Regions from separate parts of the Homo sapiens genome. Here region 1 is linked to region 2. Evidence: chromatin loops called from intact Hi-C (ENCODE). Cell type or tissue: PC-3. All regions are shown on one strand. Links, peaks and the distances in the headings refer to the core of each region. The heading gives the core; the rest is flanking DNA.

Region 1 (12,060 bases), core at 2,069-10,068, 1.2 Mb after region 2:
TCTCTGGAGTTATCTTTGTGTGTTTTCATTTAAACTATAATAAAATTAATATTCTCTTATTAGCATGATCAGATTTAATTGACTGATGTCAGTGTCCATATGTGCAATGTCTTTGAAATTTTCAGAGCCCACATTTACAATTGCCTAAACACCAAATAGTTCTACTTTTATTATCATGGGTGAATGAGAAAAAGAAGTAGACTCTATAAGTTATTGTGCATTTGCACCAAGTGAAGGCCACTGCTAACAAATATGGAATCTTTGCATGACTACAAAAAAGATATGCCTTACCTCTGCCTTTCAAACAAACTGTCTTGCTATAAACAATAAACCTAATAAAGTAGTAAGTTATATGTTGCTTAAAGGTGATAAGTGTTATGAAAAGAGAGAAGGCAGAATAGGTTAAGGAGAATCAGGAGTACTAGAGCAGGACTGGGGAGGGGTGTCAGGTTGCAATATTAAATGTATTGGCCAGAGTTGGTCCCATTAGGAAGGCAACATTCAGCAAAGATTAGCAGGTGAGAGAGATATCTGGGGCAAATATCTGAGAGCAGCAGATACCTAGAGGACAAGTTCTTGAGAAAGAGAAAGCTATGTCACTAAAGCAAGAGTATGGCTGATATGTTTAAGAAACAGCAAGGAGTCCAGAATGGCTGGAGCAGAGTAAGTGAAGAAGAGAACAGCAGGAGATGATTGTCAGAGAAATAAAGTGTAGAAAAATGATAGGGCATTGTAAGGATTTGGGCTTTTAGTTTAGATGGAATGAGGTTTTGAGCAGAAGATAACTGGATATGAATTACATTCCAAAAGGATCGCTCTGAGTAGACAATAGGTCGGCAAAGTAAGAACAAGGAGACCTATTTGGAGGCTATCTTAGTGGTCCAGATGAGAGATGACCATGGCGTAGACAAAGATGGTAATTAGTGAGGATGCTAAAAAGTGGTAAGATGCTGATTCAGTTCTGAAAGTAGAACCAATCACATTTGTCAAGAAATTGTATAAAGATGTGAGAGAAAGAGAAGATTCAATGATGACTCCAAGGATGTTGGCCTAAATGATTGGAGGATGGATTTTCCACTTTGAGAGAAGGCTGTAGGTAGAGCAATTTTGGAAGGGACACACTTGAGTTTGAGACATCTGTTAGACATTCAAGGGGATTTTGCCTCTGGAGCTCAGGAGAGCTGGTCGGAGATGGAACCATGGGTGTCCTCAGTATTTACAGCTATGAGAGTAGTCAATGGAAAGGAATGAGCCCTGGGACTCTCCAATGGTGAGTGCTTGTGGAGAGAAGAAGGAGCCACAAAGGAAATTGAGAGGGAAGCTCCAGTGAGACAGGCAGAAAACCATGAGTGAAGTGTCTTGGAATCCAGATGAAGAGTGGCATTATAAGTCCAACTCTCCACTGGCATAGTTGGAATGTGTCCCTTCCAGTGGGATTAGGTGCCCTTATAAAGAGGCTTGACAGAAGGAGTTCATTCCTTCTTGCACTTCCACCTTCTGCCATGTGAGGACACAGCACTCTTCCCCTCTAGATAATGCAGCCCTCACCAGATACCAGATGCCAGTGCCTTGATTTTGGCTTCCCAGCCTCCAGAAGTGTGAGAAATAAATTTCTAGGATTTATAAATCACCAAGTCCCTATAAATCATCCAGGTATTTTGTTATAGCAGCACAAATGGACTAAGACATTTATTAACCTGTAAGAAGGCTATACATCCATGCCACTTGCCATGCAGCTTCACAGCGCCCTCCCACTGTGGGTGAAGGTACTTTCCCACCCCCGCACTGGGCTTGGGTATGTGACTTGTGTTGGTAGGTATGAATGAAACAGAGGCTTGAAGTGGACTTGCCTTGTTTCTTTTATCTCTTGCATTCCTGGCATTTTCCTTGAAAAGGACATGTCCTGGATAGCTGCTGATTGAGGGAGAATGAAAGACTCATGGGGCACACCTGAACCCAATGTATAGTTTAAACCTATCTGCCCTCATCTAACCAGCAGACCTGTGAGCATAAGAAAGCAATGCTTATTTTTATAAGCCACTGAGTTTGAGCTGATTGTTATAACAATAATAAGCTTGCTGGCTTATTATTATAAGCCACTGAGCTCCTCATGCAACATCATTTCAGTTAACTGTGTCCCCAGTTACACAAGTCCCCCAGAAACACTTATACCACCCAAAGAAAAGGAGAGTCTCCCTACCTTGATCCGACCTGACTTTACTTGATTTAAATAGATGTAACATTTCTTCCACCTGCATGATGTGGCAAAAATTTGTTCCTGCTGATGCATGCGTGTGTGTGTGTGTGTGTGTGTGTGTGTGTGTGTGAATATTTCTCAGTCCACGCCCATGGTCATGCTTTAGAGCCACTAGATTAGATGACCTCTAAGGTTTCTTCCAAATCTAAAATTTCATGATTCTGTATCATCCAGTTCATGCCATTTGTTCACTGCTTCACCTGTATCTCCTCCATTCTGGCAGCTTCTGCTTCAAGTTAATTGGAGGTCATTGTCTGCCCCCTCTGCTTTAGTGTCATTATTTCTGAGATCCTTTGCAACCAGAAAAGGCAAGAGGCCTCCACCCATCCAGAGGTTTGTATCACAGCCTTAAGATAAGAGGGCAAGGGACGAGTACAGAGATGGAGTGCATGTGGTGTGAATAATCCCACGGTGTGGGGAGGAGCAGTAGGAACAGTTGTTGCTGGAGGATACCAACCTTGATCCTAGACTTCCAAATCAAATTGCTGCTTGCAATGGGTTAAGTCAGCTCTGGGAAATAGGGCAAATAGATTTGCCATTTGAATAGAGAGTATACAACAAAGGAAGAAATGTACGTAACTATGTGGAATATTGGAAAGTCTCATCATCATGGATATCCCACTGACATCTTGGAAATTCCTAGACAGGGCCTGTCATTAAATACAGGTGGATATTGGGAGAATAAGTGCTGTGTGCTCTCTCTGTCTGTCTCTGTTTCCGTCTCTCTCTCTCTCTCCTCTCTCTCGCTGTCTCTCTCTCTCTCACACACACACAGACGCGCGCGTGCACGTGCACACACACACATACACAGAGAAGCTTCCTATAACTTCTGGGGAGCATACAAAGTTAATGGGATATAAATTCCATCTTTTAAGGAACTCCTGGGTCCTTTTTTAAAAAAAGAAAATTTTAGAGAGAGTCTCTCTCTGTCTCCCAGGCTGGAGTGCAGTGACGTGATCATAGCTCACTGCAGCCTCAAACTCCTTGATTCAAGCAATCCTCCAATCTCAGCCTCTTGAGTAGCTGGTAGTAAAGGTGTGCACAACCACACCTGGCTAATTTTTTTTTAAATTTTGTAGAGAACCTCGTCCATGATGAGCACTTTTAGAGTTACAATTCATAAGGTGTCAACATAGAAAGCAGACTGGCATTCACATTAGCCATGAAAAGACTCTTTCTATCTAAATAGCTTAAAGTTTACTGGATTAAAAAGGAATTTCCTTCTTTATCTATAGAGATTATAGAATTGCTTCTTTTGTGATTTCCTTCTCTGTCTCTCCCGGAAGGCTGATCTACTCCTACTTGATTCTTACTGATCCAAATCATCCTACTCCAAAGAAGCTGAGTTGAGGTTTAGACAGACCACAGACTCTGTTTTATTGTCTCACTACTATAAAAGAGGGATAAAGATCCAATAAGCACTGCTCACTTTTCTTGAACATCTTGAGACCCTGGTCTCTTTCATTGGTAACCTTTAATTCTGGTTCAAGTGGTGAGAATGTATGTGTGTGCACATGCAAATGCATATGTTAGAAATGAGAATACTTTTTAAAGCACAAAATAAACTTTTCAGAAGCTTACCCGATATTAAGTCACTCTGGGAAGCCATATGCTTATTGCAATTTTGAGGCATTCATTCATCAGCAAGGTTTTGAAGGCTGGCTACACTGAGTGGAATATGGTCATTTAACAATGTAATCTTTGTAAGGGTCATCAATCTCATTTGAATAAATATATCAGTTAAATAGATCAATTTCAGTTAAATAAAATTATGGTACATACATAAGATGGAAAGTATTTCCAACTCTGAAGCTCTTAAAGAGAATTATTTAGCCCACCTCCAAGATATGCTGTTAAGTGAAAAAAGACAGACGCAACAGTGTGTTTCGTGAGCTACCATTTATGTAAGGAAAAAAAGGATATATATGTATATGCTTATATTATAAAAGCCCAAAACGTTTCTGAAAGACTACATAGGAAACTATAACTGTGGTTGCCTGTGGGAGGGTGGCCCCAGACAAGGCATGAAACCAGAGAAATGTATTTGCGACTGTGTATTTGAATTTGTCGTACATGTATATATTTTGCCTATTCAACAACAACAAAAAACTCAAAATAATAAAAAAGAAGTCATCTTTAGTCCTATCTTTAGTAGTTATGTGGTAGAGCACTCTACTGACATGAGGCTGGGCTTTGGGATCAGACAGGTGAAAATTTGGATCCAGGAAGGGCTCCGTGGCTCACGCCTGTAATCCCAGCACCTTGGGAGGTAAGAGGGGAAGATCGCTTGAGCTCAGGAGTTTGAGACCAGCCTGGGCAACATAGTGAGACATCCATCTTTATTTCTATTAAAAAATAATAATAATAAAATAAAATAAAAATAAATAAATAAAAGATTTGAATCCACATGTTAACTGGGAGACTTCCTGGAGGTGCCTTACCTTCTCTGACTACCCATTTACTTCTATGTAAAATGAGGAAAATGATAACCACCTAAAAGGATGGCATCCAGGATTAAGAAAAATAATGAAAGGAAAGACCCAATAGGCACTCAGAAAACTTTATTCCTCTTTCCTCCCTGCATGTAGGAAGGATCCTGGATTGGTTATATGATGTCGTTAGTAATTTTTTTTTTTTTTTTTTTTTGAGACGGAGTTTCACTCTTGTTGCCCAGACTTGAGTGCAATGGCGCCATCTCGGCTCACTGCAACCTCTGCCTCCCAGATTCAAGTGATTCTCCTGTCTCAGCCTCTGAGACAGTAGCTGGGATTACAGGCACATGCTACCATGTCTGGCTAATTTTTTTGTATTTTTAGTAAAGACGGGTTTCATCATATTGGTCAGGCTGGCCTCGAACTCCTGACCTCACGTGATTCGCCCACCCTAGCCTCCCAAATTGCTGGGCGCCCGGCCTGCCCTTAGTAATTTTTAAAGAGTTAATTGATTGCAGCCTGTTTACATTCAAAAATCTTTGATAAGAAGTGCCTCCATGTGCTACAGGAACAGATCCTGGGAGCCGACCTCGGTGCCTCAAAACCAAGATCCCAGCTGAAGCATTGTCTTGGAAGGAAGGTGGGTGTGAAGAAAAAAAGGAAAGAAAGGAAAAAGCAATTTTTTCTCTTTGTCTCAGTGCATGAAATTTCACCATTAAAGTTCTCTCTTTTATATCTTGGTGGCTAGTAAATCCCTAACAGCCCTAATATAGATGATATTTAAACCTCATCTGCTAACACTTTGCAGGGAATTCGTTTAAGCAATTAAAATCTTCCCTTTCCTCAAACACCGCCATCCGTAAAACAGAGAACCGTGAAAGGGAAGGCCGATGGCCCTCTAGTCTAGTCCAAACTGCAACCTGATAAGATTTTAGAAGTCACTCCTTCCTCAAGACCCTTTACTGCCATCTGCTGGAAAAATTTGGTATTAACACACAGATTGCCCTATGACTACAAGACAATGGACCCTCTGGGATTGTGCAACAAACACACCGCTTGCAGAACTGTGAGCAATGCCCCAAAACAAGCTTCACAGTTTTGCCAAGGGCTGGCACTACTGCAGCACAGCCGCCCTTGATCGGTTGCTGTCCCTTCAGGCGTGCGTCCCATGTGAATTCTTTCCTGCCAGGACTTTCCTTGATAACTCTTGTCCATCCATGGTACTAGATGATTATAGCTCCCTTTCTCCAGAACCTCTAGAATGGAATATCTGCAGGGCCCCTTCAGACCATTTCAAAGACCCCTTTAGGTGTCCACGACCTCCCCAGGTGAAAAATTTTTTAAGGAATGTGAATTCATTTTTCCATCATTACTTGAGGCAGCACCATAAATTGTGACAGTGGAGGCCTAATGGAATGCAGCATCGCACGCGAGCCCCATGGATGGGAAACAGACCTGATTAGGTGCCATCAAAACAACACAACTGACCATTGGAAACTCTGCTGAGGTCTCAGGTGCTGAGGAGCAGGAGAGAAGAAGAGAAAGAAGTCCTGTGGGGCTCACACAGCCGGCCAGCCTCTCATCTCAAAGACAGAAACGAGGTTTGGCTTCATTCTTTTCTGCCCACTGATTGCTTTATTTCAAATTACCCTAACTACTTAGCATGGCAAATTAAGTTAAAACCCCCAAAAGTTTGCGGAGAATGTCATCTAATCTGATTAAAAGGAATAGTCCCGTCACAAGCTAGGGAGGAAATGGAAATTACTCTGAGTGCAGTGCTATTAAATAATTTGCATAGACTTGCATATGGTATACATCAGAAAAGCATATGCTCTTTAGATTTAATGAAATAATTTTCCCTTTCTAAAGACTCTTACAGTCTCTGTCCTTCCCTATCTGTCTTTTCCTCTTCCCAGCTGTCTCTTTTTGAATGCTAAAATTATTTCATGAGGAGGGTACATAGCAATGCACAAATTACATGAAATATGTTAATAATCTTCCTGCTGGCAGGGCTGGGAGGCCCTGAAACTGCATTGCCAAACTTCCCAAATGTCCCCCTTGTCAATCTCACATAATTAAAGGCTCCCTTTACAACCTTAAAAGGTTCCGTTTGATTCATTTGGGGCTTCCATTGATGGGGGAAGGGTGGTTAAAACCAATCCTTTGGCTCTACTTTCCCAAATAATGTCTTCCTAACTCTATGCAATAGCATCTAAATCAAAATGAAAATGAAAGGAAAAATTGCCATCATGCCCATGTCATCTACATCAGTTGAGTCTGTGACACTGCCATTGAGGTTGCACACATACAATAATCATCCTTGAAAGATTTTTGTGCCTGCTCTGCTTTTCAGGATTCAAAACCCTTGACAAATGTTAGCTGCTATTAAAGCATCACCCCCATTCTATCAATGGAAACAAGGAAGCCCAGATAGGGGAGTATGATGGGCTAGTGGCTATTGGCCGGGGAAGGGAAGGGGAGGGGAGATGAAATCTAACTATTTTTGTATTCTCTATGGATATTCACTAGTTTTTTAGTAATATTTTAGCAGATCTCATGTTCAGTTGTAATGTAGCCAACAGAGGAATTCTAGTGAATTCCCCAACAAAATTACATTAGGATCAAATGTGATCGTTATAAACACTATCCAGATGTTGGGGATGGACTGGATATAACTCTTTAAGCCCCAAATTACAGTATAATAAATGCAAGCATGGGGATCTGCCAATACATCTGAACTTCGTGTCGGAAACCAGGTCTGACCTTAATTTAACTCTGTAAGGACCTAAGAATTTCCCCACTTGTATAGTTAGGATGCATTCAAACATCTCCAAGTGCCATATTGTCATGAGTTTTATCACTTACTTGAAGCATGACCATATCAGATTCTGGAGTCAAGCCAATCTTAATGCAAGCATTTTATTAACACATTTAGAAAGGAAACAGAATCACAACTAGAAATAACTATTGAGGTTATGAAACAAACCTGTGAAATGAAATACAATATAATATTAAAATCACATTTGTCCTTGGTAAATCTCAGGGAGTTAAGATAGTATAATAAGCACACACTAAAATATTGTACTACGTAAACCAGCAATGCAAATTACTACAGGCCCACAGAGAAAGATATAATTTGGCAAGAAAAAATTTCATCTTCTGCTCCTGAAATCTTTTCATTATGCAGGGTTGTTAGAAATTGATAACTTTGTGTGATAGCTCAAGATCAGGACCGAATATATCATAATTAGAATATCAGTGGTTATAGGGAAGATAAATAGTTCAAATATTCTAGTGTCAAATATTTTAAAATAATAGGCCCTTTGGAAAGCTGGAATCAATAGACTAACCAATTTATTAAGTAGTAAACTATGGGATGACTGCTATCTGTGTGATATCATGTTGGGTAATGCTGGAAGAAACAGAAAGTAAAAAGAAAGATTTTAAGGAGTTCCAAATATGTATCAGGTCCTTTAAGAAATGCATGTTCTTTATCTGATTTTAATGTAGGATGTATCAAACCACAGAATGGTCTCCTCCCTGGAGAAACTTAAAATATAGTGCCAAAGTTATGAAATATACAACCCCCCAAAATTCAGAAGTTAAACCATCAAACAAAATAATAGATGTCATGGCCGAGTGTGGTGGCTCACGCCTGTAATCCCAGCACTTTGGGAGGCCGAGGTGGGCAGATCACCTGAAGTTAGGAGTTCGAGACCAGCCTGACCAACATGGCAAAACCCCATCTCTACTAAAAATACAAAAAAAATTAGCCGGGCTTGGTGCCACATGCCTGTAGTCCCAGCTACTCAGGAGGCTGAGGCAGGAGAATTGCTTGAACCCAGGATCCAGAGGTTGCAGTGAGCTGAGATTGCACCACTGCACTCCAGCTTGGGTGACAGAGCAAGACTCCATCTCAAAAATAATAATAATAATAATAATAATAATAATAATAATAATAATAGATGTCACAAGTCAGCATAAGTAAAGCATTGAGGGTCTCTGTGCATCTCCCACCACCAACTCTCCAAATGAAAAAAGCTATTTGTATCAGTTGAAAAGTATTGAAAACACCTGAAATCTGCTACCAAAAATGTGAATGCTATGTCATAATTGTTTACCAAGAGTTTTTTTAAATCATTCTTTTTTTACAAAAAAAGTAAAAATTTATCATTATCACATTCATACAGCCTGTGAATCTCCCTTTGCTCCTTCCTGCTCCCAGCCCCTTATGTTTTTGTCACTTGTTATATGACATTGAGGTAGACCAACAAAAAAAGAGTTCTCAGAATGGGAAATTTGAGTGAGCTGGCACTGTGGGCCTCAAAATCATCTCAGAGGAATAATCAGAAGAATATATATCTGTCCATTGACAGATAACCTGATACACAATGTGTGATATATGCATACAATGAGATATTCCTTGGCCTTAAAAAGGAATGAAGTACTGATGCATACTACAAGATGGATAATAGAGAACCTTGAAAACGTGATGCTGAGTGAAAGAAGCCAGACACACAAGGACAAATATTCCATGATTCCCTTTATATGAGGTATCTAGAGTAGTCAAATTCAGAGAGAGCAAGCAGAATAGTGGAGACTAGGGGTGGAGGGAGGGGAGAATGGGGGGTAATTGTTTAATGGGTGCAGAGTTTCTGTTTGAAATGATAAAAAATTCTGGAAACAGTAGTGACAGTGGTGATGATTGCACCACGCTGTGAAGGTACTTAATGCCACTGAATTGCACACTTAGAAATCGTTAAAAAGATAAATGTTTATGTTTGTATATTTTACCACAATAAAATATCTACTGTTTTCTCTCAGGAAAAAGCAGTAGAAGCCAAGATGCCCTGGCAGTGACAGCCATGGAGTGTGTGAGGAAAAGAGATTACAGAGCGTAAGTGGCATGGGTTTACCTAAGGCAGTTTCCTCCCAGGGCCGGTCAGTGTGTGTCAAACAAAAGGGACTGTCTAGCTAGAGATCACTTTAGAAGTGTCTGACCCATCTAAAGGCAACAATCTCATCAAAAAAACAAAGCAGAACACTGTACAAAGTCTCTCCAGGGCAAGGGTACCAATTTGTCACTCCTGGTATTAGACATCAATATAATGTTAGACCTGCCAGATTGCAGTGGTTGTGAAATCAACTGGAAGTGAAGAAATGGAAGAGAGTATGCTAAGAAGCTTCAATTTGGTCTTGCAGCCATGGGAAGTTTCCTAGCAGGAGAATGACTTACTGAAAGGAATGTTTTAAAAGGCTTAAATTTTACAACCCTTCAAGGGTACCCCAGACAAGCACTCACTCACTCCTGGAAGGATTACTAATTGTTTCAGCCTTTCAGGAGAGCAGTTTGGCAATACAGATAAGGAGTCTTAAAGAAAAGTTCATACTCTTCTAGAACCCTTCCTCAAGAATATAATCAGATAAGGATTAGACTTACATGTAAGGTCATTAATATTACAGAGAAGTATTTTAATAGCAAAAATAAAAAGTTTTTTCAGAAAAAAATTAAATGTCCAAAAGTAGACAAATAAAAAAATATATAGTTTATCACAAGACAGAATGAGGGAACTTTTCAAACAACACTCTTAAAAAATTTCCAGCAGCATGGGAAAAAAATCCCCATGATATAAAGTTAAGAAAGCAGAATATAAAATTATACAGTATTAAGACAATTATGAAAATATACACAGAGCTACACATTCTCTGGGTGGTTGGATTATGAATTATTTATTTCATTTATACTTTCTTGGGTTTTAAAATTTTCTCCAACATACATGTGTTACTTTTATGAGAAAAAACAACAAAAGTTATGGAAAGAAAAAGAAGTTGACAACCACACAAGATGAATTAGAAGGGAAAGAGTAGAGACAAAAACAAAAAAAATCTGGCCTTTGATGGAGGGCATGGGGGAGGGGGGAAGTTTGTTACTGCTGTTTTGTTTTGTTTCAAGTAAAAGATGTTATACTACCTGTGGAACAAAGAGGCACAGCCACCAATGGGAAAGGATTGGTTATTAACTACGGCAGAAACAGACCTACAGAAAAGATCACTAGTCACACACCATAGCTTTATTTAACAACCCCTCTTTTATAGAAAAGAATACAATTAATTTTGACATTAGTCCAAATGTTATTATTTGTGTGGTTAATTGTCACCTATTTATGGTTTTGAAAAAGATTGGTCTGTGAATACAAAGACTCTTGGGCTCCTGGTCTCTGCCATGAACTACTAACCTCTTGGGGAAATTGGCCTCAGTTTCCTCATCTGTTAAGAAGCACAAGTTAAAATAGATGATCTCTAAAACGTTTTCCAGCCTTAAATGCTATGACTATTTTAGTCCATATTAATTTCCTATTAATGAAACCAACCTGTAAGTGTATTTTCAGCTAGACCACCCACCAAATCAAACTAAATTGGAATGTCTTTACATGTGCCAGTATTCTAGGTGCCATATTAAATTAAAACAGAGTTCTTTCTCCAGCATTTAACATTTTCAAAAATTGTTTGTAGACTTAAGGGAAAAGTGAGTTATGAGATTTGTGAAAAAAGCTCTACAATGGGACAATCTTTTTTTTTTTTTAAGTCCAAAGACTAAAAGAAGCTTAGTTGAGGTGGCAGATGGGGAACACACCTAAACATACAAACAACCTTTTGGTACCACCTGCCTTGCATTGATACAGAGTGAGGGTAAGCTTGTCTATTTTTTTTTTTTTTAATACAACTGCCTTCCAATAAGAAACTTGGAGGGATTCTCCAAATATAAAATGCAACAGGATGGAAACATAAAACCAGATCCAACTCACCTGAATTTTCAAATAAAGAACAAAAGCCTTCATTTAACAAACAGAAAATATTTTATTTTTTTACTTTTCATTTTTCTTTTCAGTAGTGGTACTTCTTGCTATAGAAAATATTTTAAAGCAGCAGTCTGCAAACTTTTTCTTAAAAGGCCAAATTTTAATTTAGGCTTTGCTGATTATACAAGAATCTCTGTCACAACTATTCAGTTCTGCCTTTGTAGCACAAATTATTCACAGACAATTCATGGACATGTGGACATGGCTTTGTGCCAATAAAACTTTTTTACAAAAACAAAGGGCCAGCCCATTTGCATACTATCTTAGTCTATTTTCTGTTGCTATAACAGAATACCTGAGACTGGATAATTTATAAAGAAAAGTGATTTACTTAGCTCAGAGTTCTGGAGGCTGGAAAGTCCAAGATCAGGTTAGCGCATCTGGTGAGGGCCTCTTGCTGCTCCATAGCATGGCAGAAAAGAGGACGGGCAAGTGAGCCTGTGTACAAAGAGGTGGGCTAGCTTTATAACAACCTGCTTTTGCAGTAATTAATCCAGTCTCAGGAGAGGGA
Region 2 (12,060 bases), core at 2,069-10,068:
AGTATAATAAAAAAAAATATATATATATACATATAAAAAGAAAACCTTGCCCAGTTAAGGGGATGGGAGGACTTTATAGGCCCTGTTTCAAAATATGTCTGTGAGAACGGTGTTGAGTCATTGTTGCTGCAGGGACCCTATCTGGACCAAGAAGTTGCTAAGGTCTGGGGAAGGTTGAGCTACATATAACGTATGTGATGAACTCCACAAATGTCTATGCAACAGAATTTAACAGATGGTGAAAAGTGTAAAGATTTTTGTTGCATGTATAGCTATGGAGCAGAATTTCTAGTACATTTGTCAAGTGTGAAACAAATTACAGAATCATGATATTATTTAATAAAAAGTGGTTATATCACAATAATAAACATTACTAATGGCAATCCTAGGCATCATGTAGCTCAATGATTTTCAAAGGTTTTTAAGGAGCAGAACATTATAAAATTATTGTTTAGACTTGTACTTTAAGTAGATAATATTTGCACAAGGTGAAAATTTAACATGTACGAAAAAGCACATAGGAAAACTAGGTCTCCCTCCACCCCTTGTCCCCTATCCACTCAAAGCTTCTACCCACAGGAAACCGATGTTACTCCTTTCTTTTGTATCCTTTCAGAGATGTTTTATGCATATTCAAGCACATTCTCACACACACACTTTCGTAAGCAGTAACACAATAACCTTCTGAACTTTCCTTTTTCACTATGTACCATGGAGATTGTTCCAGAACAGTGCAAGTAGAGCCACCTCGTTCTTTTTTACTGCTGCATAGATTTCCATTTCAGGTCTGTGCACAATACATTTATTCTCTAATCTATTATTAGATTATTTGTTTGCTTCCAATTTCATATCTATGGAATATGCATATCCTTGTACATATGATGTAATATTGCTAATAAGGAAGTTAGCTAAAGAATAAATTCTAAGACATGGAATTACTTGTCAACAATGCACATTTAAAATTTTGATACATGTTGCCAAATTGCTCTCCACAGATGTTCCATAAGTTTCTGCTTCCATCAGCAATGTAAGGAAGTGCCCAATTCCTCCTACCCCCACATTACTGAGAATCTTATCAAATTTTTTGATCTTTTCTGATTGGGTGAGTACTTAATGTATGTTTGAAAAATATGCATAAGGTTGACATATATTTAAAAGTTATTTATATGTCCTTTGTTCATAGGCTTTGCTCATTCTTGCTGTTTTTTTTCTTACTGGTTTTTTTTTTTTTTTTTTTGAGATGGAGTCTCACTCTGTTGCCCAGGCTGGAGTGCAGTGGTGCGATCTCGGCTCACTGCAAGCTCCGCCTCCCGGGTTCATGCCATTCTCCTGCCTCAGCCTCCCGTGTAGCTGGGACTACAGGTGCCCGCCACCACGCCTGGCTAATTTTTGTATTTTTTTTTTAGTAGAGATGGGGGTTTCACCATGTTAGCCAGGATGGTCTTGATCTCCTGACCTCGTGATCAGCCTGCCTCGGCCTCCCAGAGTGCTGGGATTAGAGGCATGAGCCACCACACCCAGCCTTTTTCTTACTGATTTGTGAGTTTTTTATGCGTTAAGAAAAACATCCTTGTCTGTAATCTGTGTCACAATATTTTTCTCATTTTGTCAATTATCTTTTGACTTTGTTCATGCTGATTTACTGACATGTATATAGATTTAAGGTCATTTTTATTTGGTCATATCTATTAATCTTTTCTATTATAGCTTCTGGGTTTTGTGTGATGTTTGGAAAGGCTCTCTCTACTTCTTTGTGGTTAAAGTTCTTTAATTTTTTCCTTCTACTAGTTTTATGGTTTCATTTTTTATGTTTAAATCTGACTCATTTGGAATTTACTTTTGTGTAAGTTGGGAACTAAGGTTCCATCTTAACATTTATTTTTTCCAAATAGTTACCTAGTGGTGCCGGCACCATTTATTAATCTTTCCCCTATTGATTAAAAATGCCACCTTTATAATCACATACTAAATCCCTGTATGTTTTAGGGTGAATATCTGGACTTTTGGAGTACAACTGAACCACTACCCTCATTCAGGTGGGGGCAGAGAGGCCAGAGCTCTGCACACTGGTTTCCTCTCTGGTTGCCAGCATTACCCCTGAAGTTGCTTTGGGGGAGATCTTGGGGTTCTGGGGAACAGAGTTTGGAAACTACCAGTCTGGACCACTCTTTTTTTTCACTGATGAAAATCTGTAGCTCGGTGTAATTAAGTGACTTAAAATAACATTCTGACATTGGCAAGTTGCCATATGTTCCCAATCCCCTAACCCCCACCATGTGCATGGAGTATATCATTGGTGTAGGAGGCTCACTGATATGAGAATCACAGGAGAGCCCACAGCTGCTGTTAGGGACTGCTATAGTGTCAGAAGGCCTCATCCATGTATTTGGGGGAAAGAATGTTCCAGAAAGAGGAAACAGCAAGTACAAAGTTTCTGAGCTACATATGTAGAGAGATATAGGTATAGGTATAGAAATAGTATAGATAATTTAGAAAGACAGAGATAGAGACAGACCTAGAGATTAGAATGTGCTTCAGCTAAGAATAGGACCATTTTTACTTAGCATGCTGTTCATAGTAATAAGTTGCTGTTATAATTTTCACAGCCAAAAATCCATACATGATGTTATTTGTATTGTTTATGTTGTTTTATATATTATTTTTATTTATGCTTATATTTTCACAGCCCTCCTAAATTGAGTGGAATGATTGCAAAGTGTTTCCAATAAATGAGGATACTCCACCCCTTACCCTCCAAAAGTCTTCTCTTCAATTTGGGTTTGGTGCCAGCAATTTAGTCTTGACTGATACAATAACATTTCAAATTTCTAGAAATAGTTGGGGGAGGGGAAGACTAGCCTGTGTTGTAGAGCTTTGAAGAGATAAAAATAGCTTTGCACCTGATGCCTCTCCCTGAGAAAGTAGTCAGCCCCAGAGAGTCCCAGTTCCACCTTCTTTTGAAATTATCTTAGAGGTAACCAATGGATCCCCTCCAGGAGGGACTGTCCATCCCCACCAGGTGCAGAGAATGAACCACTCCTTAAGTTTGCCTGGTAAATGGTTTGGAGTGTCACTGCTAGACATGGTGGCTGTGATGTCACTACTGTGTGTATCTTGAAAGGTCAATAAAGAATGAGTAAAACATTTGAAGAGGTTCTTATTCAACAACAATATTTGTTTAAAGGCTTGCCAAAAACACAAAACAAAGCCTTAAACCCCAAACCTTTAATAGTATAAAAATAACAAGGCTTAAGTCATAAACATTGGATTTCCAGAATTTAAAAAGATAATTTTTGAAAAAGGAATTACATCAAGAAAATTTTTTTTGAATTGACTGTCTTCTAAAACAAATTAAAAAAACAAAAACAAGAAAAGCAATTAAAAAAAACAGTTGCTAATGTTCAATCCGGAGAAATGGATGGATTCCAGTATTTTATTCACAAACAAGCTTCATCCAAATGGCAGAACAACAGGGGTCTGGCTTCTGCATGGCTCAGGCCTGAGTTTCTGAACCGGAGGGTATATGGTGAGGTTGGGATTAAGGGTTTTCCTGCCTCATTTAATTAGGGCCTAGTCACAGTTGCACCAGCAGTTGTTTTCACATCCAATTCTGTTGGCCTTATAGTCTGGGAAAATTCTCCCAACTCCAACAATGAACTGACTTGGAACTTGAGACTCTGCGGTGCTGATATTGACATCAGAAAATCTGGACACTGCTCCAGGGTTCTTTCATAAAGTCCGAGAGGTCATACTATTTTCATAGCAACATCAGGGCGTGATTTGCCTTTTTCACTCCCATTTTCTCACAAGTATACAAGGAGGTTTTCAGAGGCTGCATAATGTGTGATATCACAACAGCTTGAATGCAGGAGCAGATAGGAGAACCCAGCTGTCTTCTATTAAACCACATAGGAAAGAGATTTGCAAAAATGTAAAGCAATACTGCTCTTTCACCAAATATTTTTGTTTTGGAAAATGTGGTTATTTTTCATAGAATCTTATTTATGATAATGGATTTATTGTATTTTTAAAAGAATTAAAATATTTTGACTTTACTTATAATACACTAAATAAAAGATATCATGTATAAGCTCTTTAGGGTCCTCATAATTTTTGAGAGCTTATGTTAAGTTTAAATCTTGTCTAAAGAGGTTTAGAGACCATAAATTTTGAGAATTATGAGTCTATGGGATAGTGAAGGAAGATAAACACAAAATAACAATTAATATTTATTGAGTGCTTCCTGTTTGACAGGCACTGTGCTAAGAGCCTTACATGGATTGCCTCCTTTAATTCTCATAACCACCCCTCAGAGTAAATACCAGTGTTTCTTCTTTTATTTTTAAGAGACAGGGTCTCACTTTTCCACGCAGGCTGAAGTGCAGTGGCACAATCATAGCTCGGTGTAATCTTGAACTCCTGGGCTCAAGTGATCCTCCTGCCTTGGCCTCCCAAAATGCTGGGACTACAGGCGCGTGCCACCACGCCTGGCTTTAGTGTTCCTTCTTCTGCAATAGATGAGGAAACTGGAGCTTGGAGAGGATGTTACTTTCTCAAGGTCATAGAGCCAGAGAGTGGCAGAGGATGAAATTGAACCTGGGTGTGTGGCTGTAGCTCCCTTATTCTTAACCACTTGGTGACGGTCCTTCTAAAAGCCTGTCCCCCCAACCCCCAAACCACTGCACTAATGTGATGTAATGGAAGATTGTGATCTGGGAGGCAACGGGAGAGGATATTGTACTACAGACACTCAGAAAATCTTTCTCTCTCAGAGTCAGGGTTGGACTGGAACAACTGCTGGCCTCTCATGGTGTGTGCACACCACATGGGCAACTAGATCCTAAAATACAGTGACCCACACTGGTGTCCCTCCTCTTTTAAGTTGCTTTGGGAACAAAAGGGCCATGATTATTAAAAAGTCATAGTTTTGCAGGAAATGGAAGCCAAGACCCATTAACAGGGGTACAGCTAATGGGCATGGTGTATGAAAGAGGCAAGGGCCGCTTGGCATTGTTTTTCACTCTTAGATAAAGCCGGAAAGGACGTCAGAACAATGGCATGTTTTAGCCTAAAGAGAAAAAAAAGTATGTTTCTAATCTGAGGGAAAAATGATGGTGTGTTAAAGAATATGAATTAGTGGATGCTAAAGAGGTCTGTTATTACTCACAAGGGCTAATATTCACACAGAATTGAATTTGACTAGGCTGGCAGAAAAACTTCCAAATATTCCTTTCTGTCCAATGCAGGGATCAGGCATTATCGCCCCAAGGCAGATTTGCCTTAATTGGGCATACATTTGCGAACATTAGCATAATGCCTTTCCATTTCTTCTATTATCTTAACAAATTGCTTTACATTGGCTCTCCTATTGCCTTATCTTTCTTGCCAATAGCACTTGATGGCCCAGTGAAAGGCACTTGGACTTCCCTAAAGATATGCAAACTTCATTAGCCTTGGTTCTTTAAAGGTGTTAGGCTACGCTTTCAAGTCAAAAGTCTGGGATAGTGTCAAGGGATAGGGTGGACTGTCAGAGTAAGAGACACCATGGGTTTGCTGCTTGGCTTCCTTAGTTAACACACTGTGTTTTGCCATGTGAAGGGAGAACTGACAAGGTATTTGGGAACTGAAAAATCGTAGTTACAACTGAGTTCACAAAACTCTGAGCTGGAGTTGGACATGACATTACGGCTTCTCCTGGTAGACGACCTGTGTTCCTCAAGGTCTCCCAAAGGCATGACTAACCACTCTCCTCGGTGTTATCCCGATTCTCCAGTGAGCCATGACCTCATATTATTGACACTAAGAGCAATGTTCTCAGGCCAGGATGGGATTCTGGAGCTTCACAGACCAGTAAAGTCACATTCCTTCCCTCACGGAGTTTAAAGTCCCGCAGGGAAGGACAGTTGGGTGAACGAAAGGCAAACACCAAATGGTAAATGCACACTTGGGAGCTTCCTCTTCTTTGAGATAAGAAGGAAGGCTGAAGAAACAGGAATGTTGAGAAGCTGGTGTGGGGAAGTACAGCAGGTAGAGGTGGGAGAGAGTGACGGAATCTCTACTCCATTTGAACAGGAGATGGGAGTTTGGGCTGTAAGTGAAGGAGGTGGGGGAAATTGCGCTGCAGGAAAGAGAGAGAGAGGTGAAATGAAATAATTGCAGTGGACGTTGGAAATTTAAATCAGATTTAAAAATACTCCTGCCCCCTGGCTTAGGAAAAAAATGAACATAGGTAAGCCTTATCGAAATAAACATCTTCCTTCCATTTCATTTGTTCCTGTTTATGTTTGGAGGATTTGTATTTGATCAGATAGTTAATAAACAGATGAAATATGAGTACAAAGAGAAAGAGTTGCCGTTCCTATAAAATCTAAGATGAAAGCTTTGGAAAGGCTCGATAAAACTGAGTTACCAAAAAAGCATCATTGAATAAAAGGTGAGAGAGACAACTATAAGAGAAAAAAAATCATAAAAATCAGCGGAGGGAATTTTGTTTCACAAGTGTCTTAAGGTTCTCACCATATAATAAGCAAACGCTGGGCACTGTATATGATGTACAATGGTTTGGTTTGTGCAACAGAGACTAGCAGCAACTTGGTGGATCTGCATTCAGGAAAGAGACCCTGGCCATGCATCACATGATTGGTGAATACATGCGTAGTTAGGTGTATGTTCCAGGTTAAAGTGTTTAGTGAGCTCTGCATGTATAATTTTAATGATTCTCTGTTTTACTGACTTTTTTGATTTTTCAACCAATTCCCTGTCAGGTATGGTTGGATAAGAGGTATAAAAGGAGAGTAAAAAGGCTTGGGGTTTTGTTTTTCCCTCCTTCACTTGAAGTGAGCAGGAGTGTGATTATTTCATCTGACCACTAGATGTCACTATTGCTTCATGGAAATATTTTCCAGCTGCTTTGGCTCTAGCAATTTACGCTGGACATTTTACTCTTAACTGAGTGCTTGTGTGAGGAAAGGCAGAATGGGTCCCATTGTTACCTCCTTCACCTGTGCTCTAATCTAGTAAAGTTTAAAAAGTATATAGACGTGGCATTTGAATAAGGGGCACCCAGGTACAAAGTTCCCAGCTAAGGATCATTATTTCTTGAAGAATGACTTCGAAAACGGCTTCCTTTTATTTTATTTTTATTTTTATTTTTTGAGACGGAGTCTTGCTCTGTCACCCAGGCTGGGGTGCAGTGGCATGATCTTGGCTCACTGCAACCTCCACCTCCCGGGTTCAAGCAATACTCCTGCCTCAGCCTCCCAAGTAGCTGGGATTACAGGCGAGCGCCACCACGCCCGGCTAATTTTTGGATTTTTAGTAGAGACAGGGTTTCACTATGTTGGCCAGGCTGGTCTCGAACTCCTGACCTCAAGTGATCTGCCCGCCTCGGCCTCCCAAAGTGCTGGGATCACAGGCGTGAGCCACCTCACCTGGCCCAGCTTCCTTTTAAAACAAGTAGAGTGATTTATTGTAAGTAAGGGAAAATAAATGTTCTGTCTGATTTAGGGCATACACACTACCTTGTGTCCAGTGCAGGTCACTCTGTCATAACAAGCCCCACCAGGTGGCTATCCCTGGCTGCACAAAGGGTAAAGCTGCCGCTGAAGCCCAGCACCCCTCCCCAATGTGAGCCCCTACTCTATATGCTGAGGAATTCCTCAGGTCAGTAAAGTCACCTTCTGAGGAATTCCTCAGCATATAGAGTAGGGGCTCACATTGAGGAGGGAGGAGGGCCAGCCCTACAGTGTCCTGAGCTGGCCATGGAGATCCCCTCTACAGACCCTGACATCTGTTTCAGGGACCTCAGAGTTGAAAGAGCTCTTGGAGGTCACCTGCTTCAGTCTCCCACTTACTGCAAGCAATCCTTTGGTAACATCCTTGGTACATGAGTGCTCACCTGCTGGAACACTCTCTGTACTAAGATCCCTACTTGGTTGGGCGTTTCATTTCCTTGTGCGGCAGCACTGTTAGAAATCATATTCTATATTAAGCCAGAAGTTGCCTCCCTTCAACTTCCTTTAATCATTTTTCATGATTTCCAGACTCCTCATCAATTCAGGAGATAGGAAGGAAGGATGATGAAGGATTGATTCGGGATAATTCAGTCCTTATTTATTGAGCAGCTTTAGGGCCAAGGCCCTGTGCTAAGCAATCCAGAGCATCTCCTGGAGACAGTTGGGATTGTCAGTGTTCTTACTGTGTCTTTCCTGGAATGAGACATAACATTCCAGGTGAGGTCCAATTCATGCAAGGTATAGGGACAATTACTGCACTCGATCTGGAAGCTTCCATTGAATAAGATTATATCAACTTTTTATACACTATAACAATATTGGTTCATTTGTGGTTGAGGTAGATTTAAATTCCCAAGTCTTTTTTTTTCTCAGAATCAGTGTCAAGCAAATTTTTTTTTTCCATTGTGTACTGCTTATTTTTATTTATTTTTTGGAGACAGGGTCTCACTTTGTCATCCAGGCTGGAGTGCAGTGGTGCCATCCTGGCTCACTGCAATCTCAGCCTCCCAGGGTCAAGCGAACCTCCAGCCTCAGCCCACCAAGTATCTGGGACCACAGGCATGTGCCACCACACCCAGCTCATTTAAAAACATTTTTATAGAGCCGCGGTTTCTCCATGTTGCCCAGGCTGGCCTGGAACTCCTGAGCTCAAGCAATCTGCCTGCCTCAGCCTCCCAAAGTGCTAAGATTACAGGTGTGAGCCACTATGCCTGGCCGTGTACTGCTTATTTTTAAATTTAAATTTAATTTTAATTAAATTAATTTTTTTTTTTCTGAGATGGAGTCTCACTCTTGTCGCCCAGGTTGGAGTGCAATGGTGCGATCTCGGCCCACTGCAAACTCCACCTCCCGGGTTCAAGTGATTCTCCTGCCTCAGCCTCCTGAGTAGCTGGGATTACAGGTGCCCTCCACCATGCCTGGCTATTTTTTGGTATTTTTAGTAGAGACGGGGCTTCACCATGTTGGCCAGGCTGGTCTTGAACTCCTGACCTCAGGTGATCCACCTGCCTCGGCCTCCCAAAGTGCTGGGATTACAATCAGTTGTGAGCCACCATGCCTGCCTAATTTAATTTTTTGAGATGGGATCTTATTATGTTGTCCAAACTGCTGTCAAACTCCTGAGCTCAAGTAATCCTCCTGTCTCAGCCTTCTGAGTAGCCGAGATCCATCCTGTACTTTATTTATTATTTAATTTAACTGTTATTTTAAGTTCAGGGGTACGTGCGCAGGTTTGTTATATAGGTACACCTGTGTCATGGGGTTTGTTGTACAGATTATTTTCTCAAATGGTATTTCTATTTTTACGTCTTTGAGGAATTACCACACTGTTTTCCACAATGGTTGAACTAATTTACACCCCCAACAACAATGTATAAGCGTTCCTTTTTCTCCACAACTTCACCAGCGTCTGTTATTTTTTGACTTTTTAATAATAGCCATTCTGACTAGTGTGAAATGGTATCTCATTGTGGTTTTGATTTGCATTTCTCTAACGATCGGTGATGTTGAGCTTTTTTTTCATATGCTTGTTGGCAGCATAAATGTCTTCTTTTGAAAATGTCTATGCCCTTTGTCCACTTTTTAATGGAGTTGTTAGTTTTTCTCTTGTAAATTTGTTTAAGTTCCTTATAGATGCTGGATATTAGACCTTTGTCAGATGCATAGTTTGCAAAAATGTTCTCCCATTCTGTAGGTTGTCTGTTTACTCTGTTGGTAGTTTCCTTTGCTTTGCAGAAACTCTTTAGTTCAATTTATCCTGTAGTTTTTAAACAAAAATTTTCACCACAAACCTAGGTCTTTGTTCATCCATTCATTCAGTTAGTGGCTATTGAGTACTTCACAGTCATACCTGCCACTTAGCTAGGAGATATGACAATTAGTCTACCCTTTGTTCGTTTCTTGTTTTAGTGGACTCTCCCAGGATCCTGTCGTTCACAGATTTGAAACGTATGCTTGCTCTGACTTCATCCTAATTGCTAAAACATGACTGCTTGTGTTTGTTCTACAAGAACTTTAGATGCATCTGACTCATTTTTATGGACTCTGAGTCAATACCAAGGAATATGAATGAAATTTAGCTTGGATTTGGGATTCTATTTATCATCATGTAAAGATGATGCTTTATAATTTTTTTCGAATGGTGACTTAGTTCCACACTTTTAGTTAAATATGGTACACATAGATATGTGATTATCTCAAAGAATTTGCAGAATAATAGTGTGTATCAGGGAAATCAGAAGTGGGTAATATGAAAGCATGTGCCATCCTCCACTGCTGATAGTGCCTGGAGCTCAATTATTGTTTGAGGGAAATATGGCCTTGAAGACTTTTTGGGAATAAAACTTCTAGAAGCTTCTTCTGATTTAAAAGGGTGATCATAAGCAAAAAAGAGGCAGCCTCAGTTTTACAGGGGACTAAATGTTTCTGAGAAACCACTTATCTGTTGTGAGCTAGAACTATATCACACATCTCTTTTCTTACAAAGACACTGACTGGTTACAAGTCTGGTTTTGTTTATGCCTTGCTACAATAACCCATGAATGTCACACCGGCCAGCTAAATACTAATCTATATCAATGGAAGAAATAACCAAGTCAAGTGGTTCCAAGAACTCAGTAAGTGTTGGTCAAAACCCTTGAAATTAACCAAATAATTAATATATTGTCTGATAAAATACCAGATTATTAAATATTAGCCATTATGTGTTTAAAAGGGTTTGTTATGATGAAATTTAGAGTTAGAAATAGCTCCCCCAAGTTTTGGTCCTGAGCTACTCATTTTGGTAAATGACGAGATTAATATCATTAGACAATGTAATTACTATATTTCAGATATTAGTCATATGTGTCAGTTTGATATTTCTACATATATATGCCCTATTCATGCTATACCTAAGCTTCCAGTTTATTTAATTAAGTTGTGACCGTCATAAGTAGGAAAACACATGTTAAATGAAGATAAGAATCTGAACCACAAGAACTGCATGTGACAAATTAATGGGCAATATAATGCAGTGATGAAAGAGATATTTACATTGCAGGCTGCATTTGGAATGCAAATAGTTTGATTATACATTTCCTGGAAAAGTCTCTAAGAGGAATCTAGAATTTGAGGGAAACTTTTGACTCAGATTTTGTTCATAGACAGACTGTTTTTTACTCAGCTTATAGGATATGACACACACTTGGTTTTCCTTCTACCTCACTGATTCCTGCTTTTCAATCTCCTTTGCTGGTATTATATCAAATTTAGCCTAAAGCTGCCTCCTTACATATTTTAAGTTTGGTCTAAAGGTTTCTCTGTACCTTGTGAACCATAACAAGTGGAGGTGTAAACAGACCCATATCCTACAGTTGTGCCAATCACCGAGTCTTGGCCAATCAAATGTAGCCAACTGTTCAAACCATGTTCAAATAAGGCAAATGCTGAGCCGTAACCAATCCAGCTGTTTTTGTACCTCACTTCCATTACCTATTCATCACTTTCCTTTTTCTGTCCATGAATCTTCTTCCCCCATGTGGCTGCGCTGGAATCTCAGAGCCTATTCTGGCTCAGAAGGCTGCCTGGTTGACGAATCATTCATTGCTCAGTTAAACTCCATTACGTTTAATTCAGCTGAAGTTTTTATCACTGGTTTCTCCTTTTCTTCCCATCCATTTAATACTGAGGTGCCTTGGGGCTCAGCCCTAGCCCCTCTTTATCTATATCTACTCCCTTGGTGACCTGTTCCAGGTTCATGTCTTTAAATACCGTCTTTATGCCAACAAGTCCCAAATGTGTGCCTTTAGTCCAGAACTCCCTCTGAGTACCAGACACAAGAACATCCAAATATGAACTCCTGATCTTCCTTCCAAACCTGCCCCCCTCAGCTTTTTCATCTCAGTTGATGATAACTAAGCGTAGCAGTTTATTAGGTCAGAAAAGTGACAAGAGACTTGCAGAGACTTGTGTGGAGTTTGAGTTTTCTCTGAATAAGTTAAGAAGACAGAGTGTTTTGAGCAAGAAGTGGAATTATCTGGCATATTTTAAAGGGCTCATTCTGGTT

Evidence for each region. A loop is a pair of places that touch in the nucleus more often than their neighbours do. Peaks named below come from ENCODE experiments on the same cell type or tissue, not always from the same donor. Only the 100,000 strongest peaks of a DNase experiment are listed, where the experiment ranks them.
Region 1: it touches region 2 in a loop (15-fold over the local background); 49 of 110 quality-filtered maps call a loop at or near these places.

The regions. Positions count from the first base shown.
Region 1 is chr12:66,101,930-66,113,989 of GRCh38, forward strand. No RefSeq gene overlaps it. Among named protein-coding and RNA genes, the nearest start is that of LLPH, 23 kb to the right of the region's middle. RefSeq lists an enhancer at 5,361-5,862. In PC-3, for the core only: a CTCF peak has its summit at 5,665 (motif pointing left); a DNase peak (open chromatin) is centred at 5,672; H3K4me3 peaks cover 355 bases.
Region 2 is chr12:64,884,199-64,896,258 of GRCh38, forward strand. The region is part of intron 1 of LINC02389 (long intergenic non-protein coding RNA 2389); the gene reads left to right. Among named protein-coding and RNA genes, the nearest start is that of LINC02389, 6.5 kb to the left of the region's middle. RefSeq lists enhancers at 4,655-5,297, 5,298-5,939. In PC-3, for the core only: a CTCF peak has its summit at 6,862 (motif pointing right); DNase peaks (open chromatin) are centred at 5,843, 6,893 and 9,993; H3K4me3 peaks cover 1,012 bases; H3K27ac peaks cover 1,105 bases.